Linked DNA regions of Mus musculus: region 1 is linked to region 2. A link is a loop called in an ENCODE intact Hi-C map of the cell type or tissue named here. Cell type or tissue: heart. All regions are shown on one strand. Each heading gives the region's core, and the rest is flanking DNA. Links, peaks and the distances in the headings are about the cores only.

Evidence for each region. Hi-C counts contacts between places; a loop is a spot of excess contacts. Peaks named below come from ENCODE experiments on the same cell type or tissue, not always from the same donor. Only the 100,000 strongest peaks of a DNase experiment are listed, where the experiment ranks them.
Region 1: a loop joins it to region 2, with 2.4 times the contacts of the local background. A loop is called at or near these places in 4 of 42 quality-filtered maps.

What each region holds. Positions count from the first base shown.
Region 1 is chr2:75,218,586-75,229,643 of GRCm38, forward strand. The region is part of intron 2 of 2600014E21Rik (a long non-coding RNA gene); the gene reads left to right. Among named protein-coding and RNA genes, the nearest start is that of Gm34401, 61 kb to the right of the region's middle. In heart, for the core only: no CTCF peak of the experiment used is centred there; a DNase peak (open chromatin) is centred at 6,006.
Region 2 is chr2:75,148,158-75,159,215 of GRCm38, forward strand. All of the region lies in intron 2 of 2600014E21Rik (a long non-coding RNA gene), which reads left to right. Among named protein-coding and RNA genes, the nearest start is that of Gm13652, 16 kb to the left of the region's middle. In heart, for the core only: CTCF peaks have their summits at 3,016 (motif pointing left) and 4,545 (motif pointing left); no DNase peak of the experiment used is centred there; H3K4me3 peaks cover 538 bases; H3K27me3 peaks cover 46 bases.

The DNA of each region.
Region 1 (11,058 bases), core at 1,934-9,933, 71 kb after region 2:
AAAGCCTTTGAATACCATGCCCTCATAACCATAGATAAGTTATTCATGGGGAATGCTCTGGAGAGAAGGCATGGCCATACATGAAGGGGCTCTGTTCAGCTGGGGATCATGACAGGACACTTACTTGAGAGATGGCAGCTGACATGTCTGTTACCAAGGAGGTGGTGACAGAGAGTGAAGGGAAAGTCTAAGCCACCTATCATGATGTGTACTACTCTCTAACTCACATGCTGCATTAGAATCAATTGGAGGGTTTGCAACAAACACAGATTGATGGGTTCCATCCCTAGAGTCTCTGATCCATGAAGTCTGGGGTGCAGCCCCTAATTTGTATTTCTAACTATTAGCCAGATAAGTGATTCCCTAACTTGGCTCCTCATAAGGCTAATCTCTGAGATTCTGACTCCCCAGGTATCCATTAGAATCTTGAACGCATGGACTGGGGATGCAACCCAGTTGCTACAGTGCTTGGCCAGAATGCTTGAAGCCCTGGGATTGGTCCCCAGCACTGTATGTACCATGCACAGTGCTATCTGCCTGTAAACCTGGGTGCAGACCGAAGTACCAGAAGTTCAAAGGTCATCCTTCACTACATAGGGGGTTGAAGACCAACCTGACCTAGAAGACACCTCCCTCATCCCAAAAGCTTTGTTTCCAGCAAGCATCCCAAGTATTTTAATGTAGAAAGCCATGAATCATACTTTAAGAAATACCAAATTAGATAATGGTCATGTTCTACAAAGGACATAAAAGAAGCAATTCCCTTGACATGAATCTGAAGTAAATACTAAGAATGTAGTATAGAAAAACATGTATTTACAACATTTCTATGTGCATATATGTGCATAATTTTGACATGTATAACTAGCAGCTTAGAAGAAACGCCATTAGAAGAAAAGGTAAAATTCCTGTATAAGATGAAAATTATTCTCACCCTTATTCATCTCTTTCAAACTGAGATTTAATTTTCCATCACAATAACTTTATAAAATGACACATCATAAACACATAATTTTCCATTGAAAAAATCCAATAGGCTGTCCACCTCCAGGGCCTTTACTCTGCACTCATTGGTTTGTGTAATTTCATACCTTAGCAGCATTCTTTGAATTCCTATTGATAATTCTGCATGACCTGTTATGAGGAAAACTCTCATCAATACAAGCATTGAGTACTGCAAATTATATACACAAATAAAATGGAACAATTGTCTACTTTTGCTGGCTTGTTTGGCAAGACCATTTTATATATTCTGACCTTGAATATGAAACCAAGTTATAATCAATTATTCAGTCACTGTGACACAGATTGAATATGGCCTTTATTTAATTTATTAACTTTAAAATTATTATACTCTAAGTAAATAAAAGTATTTTAGAAACCACTGTTTCTTGTTCTGACATCATTAGAGTATATTTTGCTATAGCAGAAGGTTATTAGTGCCCATTTGATAATCCACTCACTTGCTCACCTTCCCCTGACAGCCAATAGCCTCTTGGTGTGTAACAAAGACTTAATGAGCACATTCTGGAGTTCTGTGGTATCCTAAGACAAACACTTACTAGTGGGCAATATGTAGTATTGTGTGTAGTTAAAACTAGGTTATCCCAGTCGAAATGAAAAAACAAAACAAAACCATAAATCTTGTGGTGTCTTGTTCTTACATCTTAACTTATCTTAAGTTTGTTTCTCATCTGCCTGTCAGGGTATTTCAAGGGGTCTCTGGTTGCAATGTCTGCAGAATCTGTTAGTGGTATTAAAGATCAGCATGAAAGATGCTTATGTACCAATGTGTCCTATTGGGCAAAATACTATTCTGAATTGAGTCTCCCCACTGCCATTATGAAGTAGGCAGAACTCTGTTGTTGTCCTTGTTGCTGCTGCTTTTGTTATTGTTTAAAAGTCCGGGTGCTTGTATGTTCTTTATAAGAGAGAGAAATACTGAGTAAATGAGTCCCGTCCAGATGAGTAAGCAGAGCTGGTATTTAGTGGGTCTGTATGTCTGATGAGCTTGCAAAAGTCTAAACACTGTATGGAGCATGCTGAGGTGCCCTTGTCACATGACCAGAGTGCGGATCCCGACTCACTGTCATGAGCTTCTCTGAAGCCTTATGTGATCGTGAGCAAATTGATGGCTTTTTCTGACCTTCATTTTGTTTAGATGCCTAGAAAGAAGATTGTATTCAATAGCGCTGCCAGCCCAAAGGAAGGGGTTAATACATATTTCTTTTTTCCTCAATTATAAAACCATTAGATTTATTCATGGCTGGGAACAGTTGCTAGGTTAGTTCTTGCCATGAAACAAGTGACAGTAACCACAATAAAACATTCTCCTTTACTGACAGGACGGAGCTGAACGGACGCAGACAATAAAAGCATATTTGTAGGATGAGCCTTGCCAAGTCACTTTGATGTTTTGTTATACAACAGCAAAGCCAGATGGAAATGATGAAATGACCGAGCTGGGTGCAAAGCGAAGAGACAGAAGGGGTTTTTTCACTATTTCTTTTACCCACATAAATATTCAGCAAGTTGCAGGAGGAGAGAGCTTTTACCCAGAAGCTTGCAGATCACACAGCCCCACCCAGGCCTCCAGAGTCTTCTAGCAATGCTTGACTCTGAGTGAAAGGCAGAAATGAATTTCACACGCATCTGCTTCGGGGGTGGGGGGGTGTGCTCAGATAACACCCTGGCTTATCAAACCTTGATCAGAGAAAGAGGAGGCCAGAAACACATGGGATAGAAGACCTATCCTCTCTGACCTTCCCACTGTAATGTCTGAGAACCAGCAGGCTCAGGGTACCTTAGGAGAGGCATGAGAGAGAGGTGAGGATGCTTGAGACCCAGTGTGAGACCGAGTTATCAAACCCATCCCACATGCCAGATACTGTGCTGGGAGCAGGGAGGACATTAGTAAAATCATAGAGATCCGAAGGTACTTGGCCTCCCAAGCCAGACCTGTTGCAGAACATGGGCATTTTGCAAATTAATATTGACACATTTAATTTGCACACAACCTTCCTTTTATATGCTGCGAACTGCTTAGCCACAATGCAGCTATTGTTTGTTTTGCCATTTTATACAAAGGACCGCCAGCCATTGTGTAGAATATAATCACAGTGGTTTCTGTATTCGATATTGCATGAGATTCGAAAACTCGCTTTCAAATAGCCCGAGTTATGTAGTGAGTCGTGGTGATAAGGATGATAAACAGCAGAACCCAGAAATTCTGGGTTTCTGGAGTGACTTTAACGGAATTTAACGGAATAATTCCTAAAATGCGAGTAACTTGTAACAGGTCCCCTGGTTCATATTAGGCAGCCCCCAGATCTGTGTCCAAAGAGAAGATAGTCACTCTAAACAGATCAGCCACATCTTGAAGATAATGAGGCAGCCATCAATAAAATGATGGAGTCCTTGGGTCAGAAGGGACTTTTGAATTTTCAGCTGATCACATCTTGTAGCTCCCCCACGTCTGTCTGTCTTGCTTCTAAGCACAGGGCTCTTGCTGTCTAAACATGCTTTCTGTTTTTCACGAGTGCCTATATCAGAATTACACTTTGATTTAGAAAAAAAAAAAAGTTGCACGTGAATTCCATCAAGAGATGCTTGCCTCCTAACCTTCGCCCCACTTCAAACAGGAAAAGTTCTCATGGAAAGGCAGGCCAGATGCAGGTATATATCTCTGGGAGTTGTCCTGGTTTCTTTTTAAAGTAGGCAATGAATATACTTCTTGACACATGCACCTAAGATTTGTAGCAAAAACACCTTTCTTTCATGTAACTGATTTCCCTTTAATCCCCAACCTTAATGTATATCATCCCTGATGCAGGATCTCATGTGGGCTTTGAACTAGTGAGTGTTAACTCTGAATAATGAAGAAAGAATTGACAGTTTACTTTATAGCCGAGTTCGGGGTACATGAGGTTGAGGGGCAGCGGTGGTATAACTGTTCGCCTTTGACCTGGACACGAGCAGGTAAAACGGGGGTGATTAGTAGGCAGCAACAATGAAGTCAAAACCCAGAGGCTGCGCGACTCCCATGCATTTGCATTCCTAAGTCCTTAGGGCGAAGGCAGTGTTTAAAATAAAAAACCATCGCAAGGCAGAAAAACTGCGAAGAGTTCTCTCAAAGCACAGTGAGTTGCAAACCTTTTAATGAAAGACGTAATTCTTGGGCTGTCTACATCATGCTATATTCTCACGCAAAACACTTTAATGCCCGGTGTAAATTATTTTAGACTTTCTTACCATGGATTACATTTTTTTTTAATCATGGTGTTTGATTCTATTTTCCAGTTGAGTCCAGAAGAGCCATTTCCTGATAAAGCCTGTTGTGTTCCGTATCGCCTCCCTCCCTGCCTTTGGTCTCACTCTGCCTGCTTCTGATCCTCCTTTCTACTCTGTAGCCTGCCTCCACCCTACCTCCAGGGGAACCACAGCTCCCCTGTGCATCCTGAATTGAAAGGTGTAATGTGCTGATTGGTCAGGAAAGAGAACAAGGGCAGCTTTTCTCTGGACAGGATGTCGGAGAAAGTGGTCATCAGAAATGCTTCACTGGGCAAAAGGGCAAAACAGAGAGATGGAACTGCTGAACAGAACCCCACCCTCGTCACAGCAAAACTATTAGAGTACTCACAATGAGCTGTTCATAAGAGCTGTCTGACTCGTAAGGACACAGTTGAGTTGATTTTTAAGTGTTCATGTAAGAGGCTGAGGAGGTAGCTCAATGAATGAAATGAACCTTGTGCTGTGTAGTTGAGTAAACCTCGGTGCTAAAGACTAGGGTTCAGATTCTTCTCGCCCACTTAAGAGTAGAGCAGCTATGGTAAACTGTTGTAATCCCAGCACTTGGGAGGCAGAGAAAGGGAAAACGCTGGGGCATGCTGGATAGCTAAACTAAAAGAATCAGTGAGCCCCAGGTTCAATGAGGGATTTCACTTTAGAAAACAAACCTAAGTGGAGGAAAACACCCAAGGCCAACTTACACACACACACACATACACACACACACACACACACACACACACACACACACACACACAGACCCCATATGCATATATACAAATACTATTCACATCAAAGAATAAAGTAAGTCCAGTGTCGCACGTGCTGCTGGTGTGACTTCATACTGCTGCTGGAGCCATGCTTATGAGCAACACGAAGATAAAACCTTTATAGAACATGCTATACTGCTTTAATTTTTTTTCCTCCAAGACAAAACTTCACTATTTATATATGACCATAACACTGTCCTCCGTAAGCTTTATGTATGTGTGGTACCAGTTGGAGCTCAGAGTCTTGCATCTGCTAGGCACACACTACTACTGAGCTATATCACCAAGCCCAATATGCTGTTTTTATATCAAATGTCACACTGAACCATAATTGCTGCACAAAGTCTTCCTGGGCTATGTACAGGCACATCTGACTTACATACCTGAGAATCCAAGGGCATGGGGAATGTTATTATACTCCAAGTTAGTAGAGTGAATGAATAATGCATCCCATGGAGAAAGATGGGTGATATATACCCTGCTATTTAAATAATTTATATTTCTATTTTGTTGTCTTTGAAACACGTATGGAAATAGGAGAAGAACTCGGTGATGGTGACATAATTCTGTACTCTGTGTTCTAGATAATATGCAATGATAGTAAAATACTAGACGTGTTTATCCATTTTTAATTCAGGAGATTGGCAACATGGCTGCATGTGAGGTTTTGCAGAGGAAAGGGAATGTATAATTTAATATATCTTTTGTAGAATTTCCCCCTTTCTCCTAATGGAAAAAATATGCAGTTTTTACTTATTTATCTGTAACCGTGGGTGGGCTCTATTTTTTCAGCTGGCTCTTCCTATCTGGATTTAGGGTCTAAATCGGGGCTTGGTCCAAGGTTAGCCGAAGCCCTGGATGAGACAGCTTTGGCTCGTGTTTCAGTAACTATTGATTCTGGGACTGGGCCAGGTCTCCAGGGATTGGAAAGATTCCCTATCTGAGGCTACTTGGCTACAGAAACCCTTCCTCCAGCCCTTGCCAACTAAAACACAGTAGGAATAACTGTTGTGTGGCAACCGGGTATAAACACAGCAGTTGGAATGCTTCAGAAAGAAGCCTGGATTTCCTGGGTAAGTGTATTCAATGTTAAAACAACAATAACAGTGTTAAAAACACATTTGGGGATTGTTAGAATGCCTTGCCCGCTGATTCTCAGTATGATTCTTAGAGGCTTATTGGATGCACTGGTGTTTCTGAGTTCCTTAGGGCCTGTGCTGGAGGCTACAACCACATAAGCAAGATAAGATGAAAACATGAATTTAAAAAAGACCTCAAATAAAGCATATACAAAGTCTGTTGAACCGTGGCTTAGCTTTAAAAGTACGAGATACTGAGAGGGGGATTTGACTTTTGATGGTAAACCCTGAGGTTGAATAAAGCATACCTCTAGAGGCTGGAGAGATGGCTCAGTGGTTAAGAGTACTGACTGCTCTTCTGAAGGTCCTGAATTCAAATCCCAACAACCACATAGTGGCTCACAACTATCCATGATGAGATCTGACACCCTCTTCTGGAGTGTCTGAAGACAGCTACAGTGTCCGCTATTATAATAAATGAATAAATCTTAATAAACAAACAAATAAATAAGTTTTAAAAAGCATACCTCTAAGCCTGAGGACAGATGCTCTCACCATGTTTTCTACCTAAGGACTACCTGAATAGGACAGAGGTCTAGTGCATGGTCGATCCCTCACCCCTAAATAACTATGTCAAAATTCTAAGCTAGCCATGGTGACTTACTCCTGTCACTCCAACACTTTGGAGACAGATGCAGGTTGTGCCCTTGTAAGAGGAGACACCCCTCTATGAAGAAAGACATAGAGGGTACAGGCCAAGATGTGTCTGCAACTAAGAAAACTGGAGAAGACAACAAAAGAGTCTTCTCCTGAAGGTTTCATTCAGGTTGATGGTCTTGAGAACAAGCCACTGACTGGTATTCTGTTAGAACAGACCCAGAAAATGAATGTAGACTCTTGTCTTGAATCTCCTGTGTTTAGGCTCTTTCTGACTTCTCTTCATGAAAGAAGAGGTGTTTTTACATAGAGAATGTAATGTTTAACAATGGCTGTATCAAAGACATGTTTAACAGTGGCTATATCAAAGACTGGACATACAAAAAAGAGAAAATGAAAAGGTAAAGTCCTATGACCATGAAGGAATTGGGACTAAGATCAGTGGGTTAGCCTAGTCTCACTTGATCTAGTCTTATAAAAATACCCCTATGAGTTTGTATATTGCCATGGCTCCAAGACCCAACAACCATGATAATTGTGTTCTGGTGCCTGGAGGCTCTGCCTCCTCCCTGAGATCCTTCTAGAGTCTCCTTCAGATTCCAGGAAGCCTGGGGATGGCACTATCAGGACGTGCACTGTTATGGCATACCTGAGCTCCTGCTTCATTAGGAAATGCCTTATTGTATTCGGAATCTCTCCCTAGCAACCAACCCTTGATACAAGAAGAGAAGAAAATGAAGACGGAAGCCCTAAAAACGAGTGAGAAGGATCAGCTGCTCTCAGAGACACCGCAGGGGGCAGACCGTGATGGAAGACGAAGCCAGCACAGTTGTGCATCCCGTTGGTGCCACAGGGGCTCAAATGAGCCTCCAAAGCAAGGTTGCAAACAGCTCTGTTTCCATCACTTTCTGAAAATATGGCAGGTAGCTAGTGTGATAACCACTTTACTGCTCAGAGTACCTCAATTTGATCCCAACAAGATTACTCAAAGATGTGTGCAACAATTACAGCCATTTATGTATAGTGAATCATAAACCCAGAAAGTTAGACTACTTACTCAAAGGCTTATAGCTAATAAGGAATGTAACCAGGAGGCAAACTCGGGTGTTTTTGTCTCCAATACTGTTCTCTAATGTACTCGTCCCCCAGCCCTCAGTGGGGAGGATTGATTGACCACATATAGATCAGAACTCACTCATAGCTGACAGCAGATCATGTGTGTCATCCCTGGCCCAAATGTTCACCCACCTAAAATATATTAACCAAGTCAAGGTAACTCAATATAGCTGAGACCATGTAGCAGTGAACTCTGACGAGCGATTTTCCATATTCTGTAACTTTGATGCCAAGAGCATCACTGAATATTTACACCAAATGTCCATTGCAAGTTGAGTTGAAGATGGGCCATGTCACTCACTGGAATTTTGAGTGATTTTTATATTAGAAATAGGACAGGGACTCGTGTCCTCTGATGTCAAGCAATGTCTTTTTTTTTTTTTTTTTTTTTTTTTTTTCCATTTTTTATTAGGTATTTCGCTCATTTACATTTGCAATGCTATACGAAAAGTCCCCCATAGCCACCCACCCCCTCTCCCCTACCCACCCACTCCCCTTTTATGGCCCTGGCGTTCCCCTGTACTGGGGCATATAAAGTTTGCGTGTCCAATGGGCCTCTCTTTCCAGTGATGGCCGACTAGGCCATCTTTTGATGCATATGCAGCTAGAGTCAAGAGCTCCGGGGTACTGGTTAGTTCATAATGTTGTTCCACCTATAGGGTTGCAGATCCCTTTAGCTTCTTTGGTACTTTCTCTAGCTCCTTCATTGGGGGCCATGTGATCCATCCAATAGCCGACTGTGAGCATCCACTTCTATGTTTGCTAGGCCCAGGCATACTCTGACAAGAGACAGCTATATCAGGGTCCTTTCAGCATAATCTTGCTAGTGTATGCAATGGTGTCAGCATTTGGAAGCTGATTATGGGATGGATCCCCGGATATGGTAGTGTCTACATGGTCCATCCTTTTATCTCAACTCCAAACTTTGTCTCTGTAACTCCTTCCAAGGGTGTTTTGCTCCCACTTCTAAGGAGGGGCATAGTGTTCACACTTCAGTCTTCATTTTTCTTGAGTTTCATGTGTTTAGGAAATTGTATCTTATATCTTGGGTATCTTAGGTTTTGGGCTAATATCCACTTATCAGTGAGTACATATTGTGTGAGTTCCTTTGTGAATGTGTTACCTCACTCAGGATGATGCCCTCCAGGTCCATCCATTTGGCCAGGAATTTCATAAATTCATTCTTTTTAATAGCTGAGTAGTACTCCATTGTGTAGATGTACCACATCTTCTGTATCCATTCCTCTGTTGAGGGGCATCTGGGTTCCTTCCAGCTTCTGGCTATTATAAATAAGGCTGCTATGAACATAGTGGAGCATGTGTCCTTCTTACCAGTTGGGGCATCTTCTGGATATATGCCCAGGAGAGGTATTGCTGGATCCTCCGGTAGTACTATATCCAGTTTTCTGAGGAACCGCCAGACTGATCTCCAGAGTGGTTGTACAAGCCTGCAATCCCACCAACAATGGAGGAGTGTTCCTCATTCTCCACATCCACGCCAGCATCTGCTGTCACCTGAATTTTTGATCTTAGCCATTCTGACTGGTGTGAGGTGGAATCTCAGGGTTGTTTTGATTTGCATTTCCCTGATGATTAAGGATGTTGAGCATTTTTTCAGGTGCTTCTCTGCCATTCGGTATTCCTCAGGTGAGAATTCTTTGTTCAGTTCTGAGCCCCATTTTTTAATGGGGTTATTTGATTTTCTGAAGTCCACCTTCTTGAGTTCTTTATATATGTTGGATATTAGTCCCCTATCTGATTTAGGATAGGTAAAGATCCTTTCCCAATCTGTTGGTGGTCTTTTTGTCCTATTGACGGTGTCTTTTGCCTTGCAGAAACTTTGGAGTTTCATTAGGTCCCATTTGTCAATTCTCGATCTTACAGAGCAAGCCATTGCTGTTCTGTTCAGGAATCTTTCCCCTGTACCCATATCTTCAAGGCTTTTCCCCACTTTCTCCTCTATAAGTTTCAGTGTCTCTGGTTTTATGTGAAGTTCCTTGATCCACTTAGATTTGACCTTAGTACAAGGAGATAAGTATGGATCGATTCGCATTCTTCTACATGATAACAACCAGTTGTGCCAGCACCAATTGTTGAAAATGCTGTCTTTCTTCCACTGGATGGTTTTAGCTCCCTTGTCGAAGATCAAGTGACCATAGGTGTGTGGGTTCATTTCTGGGTCTTCAATTCTATTCCATTGGTCTACTTGTCTGTCTCTATACCAGTACCATGCAGTTTTTATCACAATTGCCCTGTAGTAAAGCTTTAGGTCAGGCATGGTGATTCCACCAGAGGTTCTTTTATCCTTGAGAAGAGTTTTTGCTATCCTAGGTTTTTTGTTATTCCAGATGAATTTGCAAATTGCTCCTTCTAATTCGTTGAAGAATTGAGTTGGAATTTTGATGGGGATTGCATTGAATCTGTAGATTGCTTTTGGCAAGATAGCCATTTTTACAATGTTGATCCTGCCAATCCATGAGCATGGGAGATCTTTCCATCTTCTGAGATCTTCTTTAATTTCTTTCTTCAGAGACTTGAAGTTTTTATCATACAGATCTTTTACTTCCTTAGTTAGAGTCATGCCGAGATATTTTATATTATTTGTGACTATTGAGAACGGTGTTGTTTCCCTAATTTCTTTCTCAGCCTGTTTATTCTTTGTGTAGAGAAAGGCCATTGACTTGTTTGAGTTAATTTTATATCCAGCTACTTCACCAAAGCTGTTTATCAGGTTTAGGAGTTCTCTGGTGGAATTTTTAGGGTCACTTATATATACTATCATATCATCTGCAAAAAGTGATATTTTGACTTCCTCTTTTCCAATTTGTATCCCCTTGATCTCCTTTTGTTGTCGAATTGCTCTGGCTAATACTTCAAGTACTATGTTGAAAAGGTAGGGAGAAAGTGGGCAGCCTTGTCTAGTCCCTGATTTTAGTGGGATTGCTTCCAGCTTCTCTCCATTTACTTTGATGTTGGCTACTGGTTTGCTGTAGATTGCTTTTATTATGTTTAGGTATGGGCCTTGAATTCCTGATCTTTCCAAAACTTTTATCATGAATGGGTGTTGGATCTTGTCAAATGCTTTTTCTGCATCTAACGAGATGATCATGTGGTTTTTGTCTTTGAGTTTGTTTATATAATGGATTACA
Region 2 (11,058 bases), core at 1,110-9,109:
AGGTTCCTGTGTCCCTTTGATTTAGGCACCGCGGACCTTAGACAGGATATGGCACCAATTAAGAACACGAAACTTAATTTTTGGACTACATAATCACATGATCCTTCTTGTGGTGTCTGACTGGGGGCCGCTGACACGGCTTTACTGCTCAGCTGCAGTCCTGAATGGTTTGGGCTGGCTTTGTTTGAGAGCCACAGGGCAAATAATACTGGGCCACATAGAGGCCTAGCAAATAGCTACAATGTAGAATAGGTTTTATATGATGACTGGTCGCTCAAGGCCGGAAACTTAGGCACACTCACTCCGTGAGTTCCAGATCTACGCTTCAAGATTGGAGGCAGATACTGCTTTTAAGATTTACATTTCAGAATAAATCCATTAATGTGATCTCAAAATGTAAGAACAGAACAAATGACTGCTAACTGCTTCTTCTTAGCTTTAAATCACATCTCTCTTGAGAGCTTTAGTGTTCACTGACAAGTCAGCTTTAGATAGTATCACAAAATAATGCATCTATGCTCAAAGAGATGAGAAAACAGTATATCAGGTAACATATTTAAATCATAAAATTACACGCTGATGTCTGCTTTGAGTGCCAAGAAGGAAAACAAAGGCTCACAAATACAGGCAGTTGGGTCAACCTTCTATCTTTTCACGCTGACACTGTGTTTGACTCTAGCTAATGGTTCCGTGAAAAAGGTATTAGTGTTTTCAGATCAGCCCCTGGTGGTCTACAGCACACATTACGTAACCTGCTGGTGGGTCTAACAGGGCTATTTCTCATCTGTAGACAGTAGCCTTTTATAATTCTGTCTGGATGTGGGCTTTTTTCTTTAAACTTTAACCTGTTTATGACGCACTTGAAAACAGTGAAAATGTTTATGGAGAGAAGTCAAATTAAATTTTGTGGGACGCTCTAGGAGGTTCATAGGTCTAAATTTGATCCTACCACCACTCGGTGACAAGCTGAAGTCATTACGCTAGAAACAACAACAACAACAACAACAACAAAGTCACTCGTGACTTCTGCTCTCAGTGGAAAATTAGCCAAGGCTGCAGCTTTTCCAGCCAAGACCCAGTCTCATTTCCCATGTGCAGTTGGTTAGCTCCTTGCCATATCCCCAAGGATTCTGTGTGAGACTGAAATGCTGCAGAAAAAAAAAAAATGAGAATTTCCACACTTAAAAAGAGCCACGGCAGCATTTGTAAGCTCTGATAAATAAGAAGAAATGAAGAGAAGGTTGGTTTTGCTTTCTTCCCTTCTAGCTAAAAAAAAAAAAAAAAAAAAAAAAAAAAAAAAAAAAAAAGGAAAGAAAGAAAGAAAGAAAGAAAGAAAGAAGGCATGAATGAGCAGGAGATTCCAAGGTTAAAATTGAGCAAAGGTTTGCTTTTGCTTTTTAGAGGATGTTAGGAAACAAAACAGAACAACAACAACAACAACAACAAAATAAAACAAACAACCCCGGCCAAGTGTTTACAGTTTCTCAACTCCAATTTGGAAGCAGTGAATGCTGAATTGGATGAAGCCATTGAGGTCAAATTCATCACCGGCTCTGTGAACATTTAGTTCCAGGAAGTGTGCTTCAGAGTCAGGTTTGTTTTCACTCTCAGCCGGAGTGTTTATTCTTGACTGGAGCGACCCATCACTCCCTCACACATTCATAGCGGATTCGGCTTCGGGCTTCGCGCACCCTCCCACCCACCCACCCACAAACAGGAACACAGTCGGTCAGAACATTTAAACAAAACAAACCCGTTTACGCCACTGCCTAGCAGCCTTTGAAAATAGCAGCCTGATTCTGAGATTGAAGAATAGAATCCTCTCCAGGGCAGATCTGGTGGGCACAGTGCATTAACTGCCTGTGCCACCATTTTCTTGTGTGCTAGCGGACCGAAGATGGTGAGGCTGCATCTGTTGTATAAGGGCTCATGCATTGAACTTCCCCGTTACAGAACCAGTTTGTACACCAGCAGGAGAGCCAAATTTCTCAGGCCACGGGGGCGCTCAAACAAAGCACACACGCACAGATCTTCTACTCACTGCTTAGCAGATGCGTGAGCAAAATTCAAAGGTGTTGAGCACAAGGAAAGCAAAATTCCTGTAGGGAAAAAAAAATTTTTTTTAATGCAATGGAAACGGCGCGTCAGTGAGAAATGGAGCTCTATGACGATACCAAATGAGTCTGTCATTAATAGACCTTCCTGCCTCGTGGTTCATAATCGCCCTTAAGAAACGGACCCAAGGCAGAGGTGGCACAGAGTATTTCATTGTGAATAAGCAACCTTTCCAGGGCAAGGTTGGCCATTGGAAGCTAGCTCAGGTAAACTCATTCCACAGTCCTTTCCACAAGCGAATTGAGGTTCTGATTTAAAACAATATATCATTGCCTTTTGTTTATGTTTTGATTAATTTCTTTAAAATACCATTATGAGATAATGTACCTTCGTCAATAGCATTTAGCTCAGATTAACTGTTTTAACAGGACCAAAGCCATGATGGTCTCAGACTGCCCCTAACTAGATCTTCAATTGAAGAGAAAAGAACTTGACTGGAAGAAGAGCTGACTCTCTCCTACTGACAGCTGCTCCACCACTCTCTTTTGTCTAAGGAAAAACATTTTCTTTTCTATGAGGTTTAGGCTTTTAAGACAGGAAAAAAAATCTAAAGCAGAAATTTGATTTTTTTTTCCTTTTGAGTGCAGGTGCCAAACATCTACAAGTATAAAATGATAGCGCTGTGTAAAGCAGACTTGCTGGGACACTGTTTATGGCACACACAACAGCTATTTGGATATGGAATTGTAAATAGGAAAATGTGTGATGCTCTTAAATCTAGTAGCAAGAGGAGTCTTGAAGCAAGGTTTATTATACCAATGCTTGAAAAGCTCTAGCTTTTTTTTTTATCTCAGTACGTTAAATTTTTGTGTTTGCAACAGTATTTTAGCTCTGGAGCTATTTATCTGGAAGCATCTTTTGGGGGTGGGGGGAATGGACAGATGTCCATAAACAAAGGGCGCCACCTGGTGGTGAAGAAGCGGTAAGAAATGTTGATTTCCGGATATTGCTTCAAAGACAAACAGATGGAAAGGCTGTCGTGTGTGTGTGTGTGTGTGTGTGTGTGTGTGTGTGTGTGTGTGTGTAAGAAAATGCATTATTCATCAAATTTGGAACTTGGATTCAAACGTAGTTCTAGTTTTCCAGCTAATACTATCTGACATTTATTTCCTATTCAATCCTTCAAAATTTACATTGCAAATATTTTATTCTCAATACATATATCTGAACAGATAAAAATATGACCACAACACATTAAGAACAATCTGAAGCAAAGTGCCCACATCATCTAGGCACCTTACTTTCAAGTTGAATGACCTCCCAGACAAATTTAAACAAAGGATGCATTTGCTGCAATTCGAGGTTGTCTCAGGGTGGCTTTGTGGCTCACCTAGTCGGAGAGCTGCAAAAGGAATGTGGTACACAGCTTAGTCACCACAGGGAAGAAGTGGCTTCAGACCCATGACTAAGAAGCAGGAAAATGTTCATTTGAAAATGTCATCTGTAGCTGAGGCGTTGAGGAATTTAAATCTAAGTATCGCGACTCTTCCGCCGCCTCAAACTCTAAAATTAGTCCAGGAATTACATATATCAGATGCTATGCAAAATGTAAAATAGGTTTGCCATTTATGGCTCTCTACGTAAGGTGTAGATTAAATCTTCAGCCTCCAATAAAATTGTATTTCTGTAATAAAACTGCTGCACCTTGACTCACGACTACATTGAATTCCAAATTAAACACCCCATTTACTGTACTGTAACAAGAAAAAGGGTTTGCTACACTGAACAATATTACAGATAGGGAAAATGTCTTGCATTTCACCTTACCACCAACATAGAGCTCACCTAAACAGGCCCATTCCCCACCCCTTTTATGAAATATAAAACATAGGAAAAAAGGAAATGTGTAGGCTTTGTCTTTCATTGCTAAAATTTATATTCCTTCCTAAATGAGCTAAATCAGCCTAAGTGGTGAGGCCTCAAAACAAGTCAATCAAGTAGGGTATTTACTGCAAAATGTCCTACTACATTTCCCAGATAACTCAGGCTTCTAAGCAGAAACATCTGGTATGCTAAAGGCTAGGTACATTTCCTTATGCATTATATATAATGCAGGCACTTTCCCCATAACATACACGCGCCATTCACTCTGCCATACACACAAGGCTGCAGAATCCACGGACGTCTCAAACTCAGGAATTATGGTCTAGTTAATCTCACTCAACATCGATTTTGAAGACTGAAACCTGATGTTTATTTTAGACAGCCCAATAGGGCAATTTTTCTTGCTACCATCCTGTGACCTAGCCATCACTGACTTCTGACATTTGGAGAGAGGTATCACTAGAAAGAGAAACCACAGATGGTGAGAACAGAGAGCCAGCTAAGCTGAGGCTGCTTCCTCTCAACCTCTGAATGGCAGTCATTAGGTCGAGGAACTGAGGGTCTGCTTCTGGTCCTTCTCCCATCTTGGGAAAGCGCCCTCTAGTGGACTGAGGCAGAAGTGTTCTCTCTGGATGTCACACCCAGGTCTTCACTGCATAAATACAGTCCCTTCCCCCGTGTCAGTCAGACATTATTAACCTTCAAGCAAGACACAGAGAGATGGATGTTGATCACGAAGGGATTCCTAATCGAGTTTAATGATGTAGTACACATCTGCTAAAAATGCTAATTGGTATGTTTCATTTGATAGGTGAAGGCAGGAACGGTCATAGATTTAATGGTTCTGGTGGGAAGAAGTTGTTACCAAGAATTCTGAAGTTAATATGAGGGAAAAGTTAGAGGTCTCTGTGTGACAGGAAGGTAATTTTGGGCTTCAGACATTGGAAATTTGAGCCTTAGTGTTGGCTCAGCTCATGGAAAGAGAATTCCAGTCGGGAAGGACTCACTCACAGCCGGAGTTAAGGTTTCCTGTCATCAATGTGTGTCTACTCGGAGGGATCCAGAGGCCTGTATCGTTGTGGCACTGAGCATTGACCTTTTTGGTAGCTTCAGCCTTCCATGCTTCCTTTAATGGCTCATTGTCACTTTTTGCCAACATGTAAAAAAAATCACGGGAAGAATAATTCAAATATTTAGCTCAGAATCAAGAGAAAGACTTTTTTTTTTAATTTCCTCAATTGCACTGTCATTGATGCATGAAGTCATTAGCTGTACCATGGTGGAAGTAAGGTCCACTTTATTGTCCCCACAGCCCTGAAACAATGGCATCTGAAGTTCTGTTGTCTGCTCTGGTGTTTGGCTGCTTGACCTGGGGTCCTTATGGGGCAGATAGCCACATAGCAGTGGATGATGTTGGACATATGAACAATGTCTTCAGGATACACTTGGAGTTGGCTTTGATTTCTCTAAACTCTGGGACTCCATCTAGACTTGTTCTAGAAGGTCATGTTGTTGCCTCGTTCTGACTTGGGAAGCATTCTTCTGCCGTGGAGCTTACTACTTGAGGGTGAGCCATGAGAACTTTCTTAGAGTTTCTGTAGTGTACATATTTAGCCTACATTTAGAAAATTTCTAAATACAAATGATCACAAATGTCTCCTAAGGAGCTGAGCTTAGGTAGATACTATTGGTTTGACTGTACCATCCCAGGCTCTGAATACAAATGGCTCTTGTCATCAGATTTTTTTTTACAGACTTCTATAAAATGGATCCTGTGTAGAGGAAATAAAAATGATTCCTAGTGCTAATATGAGATATGATATCAGTGACCAGCATTATTTTCCCATCAATAATGATAATTATACTAATTAGTCCAGGCATCACACCTGTGCACAGCTCTTATCCTTATTTTACAGATGAAGTAGCCGAGACACCAAAGGTTAACTGCTTGCCCAGAGCTATATAGCAACTCGGATAGCAGCACATTCCACAAAGCCACGTTGGCTGGACCACTACACATTCTTGCCTCCTTGGCAATGCAACAATTATGCCTCTCTTCCAAGAAGGCAAACTACTCACTGCTTATCTCACAGGAGGTTGGTGTTGATGGGAAGCAGAGCAGAGAGGTCGCCTGTTATTGGTTTGAAATTGCAACATCCTCATATTCCTACCGTTGTCTCCACTTTATAGGTTAAAGTTACATCGGATAGCACAAAGTTCCACACAGACACTCTGAGCAGAGTCAGGAGGCACCCTTGCAAAGCAGGACACTGCCGAGGTGGGGCAGATTCTAGTATATCCCGAGTTTGAAAGGAGAGTCAACCTTGAGAGGTAGGACATTCTATTCTTGAGTCACAGAAGAGTATGGGGGGTCTCCTCCCCACCCATTTAAATACTTCAGCTAGAATTGCAAGAATGTATTAAGAGGCAGGTTTGTATGCATGTGTTCAGAGAATAGTGTGGAGAATTTATCCTTTGGGATTAAAAAAAAGGCAGCAACAACAAACTTGAGAACAGCTGGTTCTGATACAGTCTGATAAGAACGTAAACAGGAAAATATCTTTGTTGACTTTTTTGTTGGTAATCAGTAAGGATTAGTTATTGTCTAGAGATGAATTCCAGATTTCATAAGCCTGGCTGTGAACAGCGCCTACAAAATGAAAGTAAATATCCGACATGGGTGAGGAATGGAGGGGGACTTGGGAGGAACCCTCCTGGTTAACATTCTTCTTGCTTGATTGAAAGAAGCAGCACTTAGAGAAGATCATTTCTGTACTCTTCGTTGTTTCTTTTGTCATAACGTGATTTAGAAATATTATACCCTACAGACGAGGCCCTGAATAGGTTCATTTGAAAAGGGGTTTAACGTTTCTCTCTGGCTTAGAGAGCCAATGCTCTTTTAATTGTTTTTTCTTTCCTCCTCTGCTTGGGTGGGGTGGTACTCTAGACATATATACAAAGTATCTCTTTGGAAAATGAGCGAGTATTTGCATAATAAACTCGTTACATTTATATGTCACAGATTTTCTTTATTGAGAGTTACTTAGGTTCAGTAAGTCACTTCCTGTTTGCCCAGCCCTGTGCTAGGCTATCACAACACCACCATGGGACGGAACTTTCTGCTGCTACTTAGCCCTATACTTTAGACCGTGAGACAGAGGCGTGAGTGAGTAACTACCTCTGCAGAAGACGAAAATGTCCAGACAGGAGGGAGTAGAAGGATGAATTCCTTGGGGGAGCAGCAAGTTTTACAAAGGACTTATTAGGGCTGCTGTTGAATACTGTTCCAACGGCGGACACACCCAGGTTTCTGCAATGACGTCACGAAGAGCAATGGAAGTTTATGCTTCCAGCCAGTACTTTGGATCAGCTAACGGTATACTTTCAGTTGTTTGGGCAGCAGGTAGATAAAAGGTAGGATCCAGCTCTGGTTTTGTGATCTGGAGAGGCAGGTAGCCTTTCTGTCAACACAGCGGTCATAGAAAGCATGGACTGTATCCTCCGGGATAACATGTCGTCTTTGGGAAGAGCAGTCCCTCTTCTAATCTGTAACTCAGCTACTTGTAAATACTTCTTAAAGGACTAACACAAACAGTGTATATCCCAGAAGCTCCCAGCATTTCTTTATTTAACAATATTAAGTCACTAAGTTCTTATCAGGCTCTAGACACTGCCCAAGATGTTTGGATTCACAGAAGAAATAATATCTTTAAGTTTTCTTTGTAGGACATAAAATCTGGTGGGGAAGGACAGCATCAAATGGATAATTACCCAAATTACTCACTGATGAAACTGTGACAAGGGCTATTACAAACAACAAATGCTGTTCTCTCTCCTCGGCTTCTGTTCTTTATTCCAGTGACAGTGACAGTGCCACGGTTTTGCTTTTAAGAACCACCTTCTGCCATCACATAGGACCGAGATGCAGCTGCCAGTCAAGGTGCCCTGTCTCTCGCTTTTGTTTCTCTTCTCCCACCTGGAATAACTGACTCTCTCCCACTTCACAATCTAAATACCTCGGAGGATTTATTCTTGGTTTTTCCTTTCTTTCACTTTACTCTGTATCTCAGCAGCAAATTCCTTAAGTTAAGGAGCTTCAACTTCTTACAACCAATTACAGTATTTATAACACTGCCCCAAATGTTTTGACTCTAATAGGAAAGAAATTGTTGTGTGATTGTGAGGGTTTGCTGGAACTCGGGAACAGACAATCTACTCAAAGGACATACTCAGAATATTCTATTTTGAATGCCATAAGGGTGGCTAAGTATCATTTCTTCTTGTGTCTTCAGCAAGTACTATTTCCAAATTAATCATATCAGAAGTCATACCACTTACAAAACAGAATCTGACTGTTACAAACTCTGGTGGTGTAAAAGAAAAGCTACCCCCGGACAGAAGTCCTGAGGCACTAGCTCACATGTTAATTCTCTATGAGTATGAAGGTCCGAAACTATTTATTTTAAAGCTAATGGATCCTGAAGTAGAGGTGTAATTAAATCATTTAAAAATATAGAGTCGCCTATTAAAATGAAAAAAAAGTTAACCCAGAGAAAAGATGAGAGAAGTCAGAGCTACTGGTGGTTGAAAAATCAAGAAACAAATGTGTGTGTGTGTGTGTGTGTGTGTGTGTGTGTGTGTGTGTGTGGTGTTAGGATGAAGCTAGAACTCACTAGAAGAACTAGCATAGACATCTGCTAACAGTGACTTCCTTTAAGAGAGGTTGGTGGTTGGAGAACATCTAGGTAGAGATGCTAATTGTGCATAAAGCTGGGGGGCAGGGGGATCTAGCACTCCAGAAATTATTATCGTAAGGAGTGTTGTATTGTACTCATTAAGACAGTGCCATCCATGGCAAGGAACTAACCCTTGCATAGATTTCATCATAGGACAGATGCTTATTAAATAACATACATTGAGTCTATAGCTAAAAATATGTGTGTGCTAACTGATTTATAGAAAGAGGACAATAACAAGGAAGGGTTGGAGAGTGTGTGCACAAGGAAGCAAGTTGAAGACATTGATTCTAGGGATAGGGGCATGGGGGAACAAAAACCAACCCAACAAATAAAACAAACAAACAACAAAAACCCAAATAGCAACAACAACAAAACAAACAGATATCAGGAGAGCAAATTAACAACTGCCAGCCAGGCTCCTCCATCTCATTGGACCAAGGAAGAGAAACTGAGTTTCAAATGCGTAAGGAGAAGAGTCTGTTTTAAGACCCAGGCAGACCGTGTGGCTTTATGGTGTAGTAAATGTGATGGACTAAATTTAGGGGTAGTCTATCCCAAAAGCTTGTGGATAGCTTTAGAAATAAAATTGAACCAAGATGAAACAATTAATTTTCCAAGTAAGGGTTTATGTCAGTCTTGGACCATTCTTAGAGAAGGAGAAAACATACTGGCCAGTTAGAAGCCTTCGATTTACATGTGAAGAGGGGCTAACGGTTAAGTGACCTGAGTAGCCACACCTTGGCTGTGGTTCCTAGGTAATATCTCATTAAAGGAAAAAGAAATCAATAATTACATTTTTTCCTCTGAAGTTCTATGCTAACTACGGTTTCCCTAAACACACACACACACATTACTTCATATATCATGCTTTAAAAGAAATCCACATACTTTAGGAGAATTATAAAATTCTTACTTTGTACCATTATTACTTATTGCTTATTTCTTTAATAAAAAGAATATGTTTTTAATGTAAAATGCTTCAGAAATACAGAGTGTATAAAAGCTATAACCTTTTTTCTCACTGCAAAGTAAGCAAGGAGACAAAACACAGACACACCATGTCTTGTCCAGACTATAGCTGAAGTAGCCATGTTGTGCACACCCCACCCCTCTCCCCCTTTCCCGTTTTTTCTCTGGCAGGAATCTGCTCTTCTGGGAACATGTTTTTTCCAAGAAAAATTAGCTTCATCATCATCTCCCCCATCCCACCTAGAACCTTCAGGCTGAAGCACTCAAAGTAATATCTCAGTGTTGCTTCAGGTGTCAAATTTAACACCTCTGTGAGTCAACTTTAGACTTTGGCTACCAAGGAGAACTCTGTGGACTTGAAGGTCATGGTTGCTTGATCTGACCTGAAGGGATAGATCTGATCTGATCTGATCTGATCTAGTAGCCACTGCAACAGAGGTTCAGAGTCAAGAGAAGTATGTGGCATGGTGGTCAGATGTGTCTTACTGGCTAGATGTTTCTATTCATGCACAGACTCGGGTAAGCTTGTGTTTTATTCTTAACAGTAAAATTCTCACTCTGCACTTCTTTGTTCCTTCTTTCCAAAGCCTTGAGTCGGGATGACATTCTGGTTCGCCTTGCCCTTCCTGGAAACGACCCCTTCCCCATGCTTGCCTCTCCTATTGACAAAACTGCTGCATGGAATTTGGGAGAGATGCTCTCCTCATGTGTCCTCAGCTGCTAATCCAACATGCTTAAGTTATTACTCCCTTTCTGACCACTGATCCTTGCTAGTTGCTGTGGCTGAACCTCCAAGGCTCACACAATGTCTTTATTGATGGAAAACACCGACTGTGGGATGCTCAGAGCTAAGGGGAAACATGACGGAGGATTTAAACTCTTGAGATTTGGGTTTGCAGATAAAGAATAGTTGCGTCTCAGGGAGACTGGAAATGTTGCCCAAGCCCAGCCAGCTGCTTACTGGAAGATCTAAGACTAGAGCCCAGGGCTCTTGCTTCCTGCTGTCTCACTGTTTCTTCCAGAAAGAACAGTCAGGGAAGCCAACAGCAGCTGCATGCTCTCAACACCCCCCCCCTTCTGTTCTGTGTGTACATCTTTGGGGGCCCAGATGTGTTCTCTGGTGAGCCACTGGTTCCCACAAAGTGCTACTTTAGGGTTTAACAGAAATCACTTTTCTGGGTGGTATTCTCTGTAACTGATCATGGCTACTTTCTAACAGATATATAGCATTATACATCAAGGAGGGGAGAGAGAGAGACCTTTTGCTTCCAAATTACAAAAGAGCAAATGATTTTTGACTATTCAATGTTCTGTTTGCTTATGTTTAAAACGAACCAACCATGCTCCAAAGGATAGCCTCAAATTTTTTTTAAACTTCAAAAATGGGTCTGAGGACCTAGTAGTTCAGAGG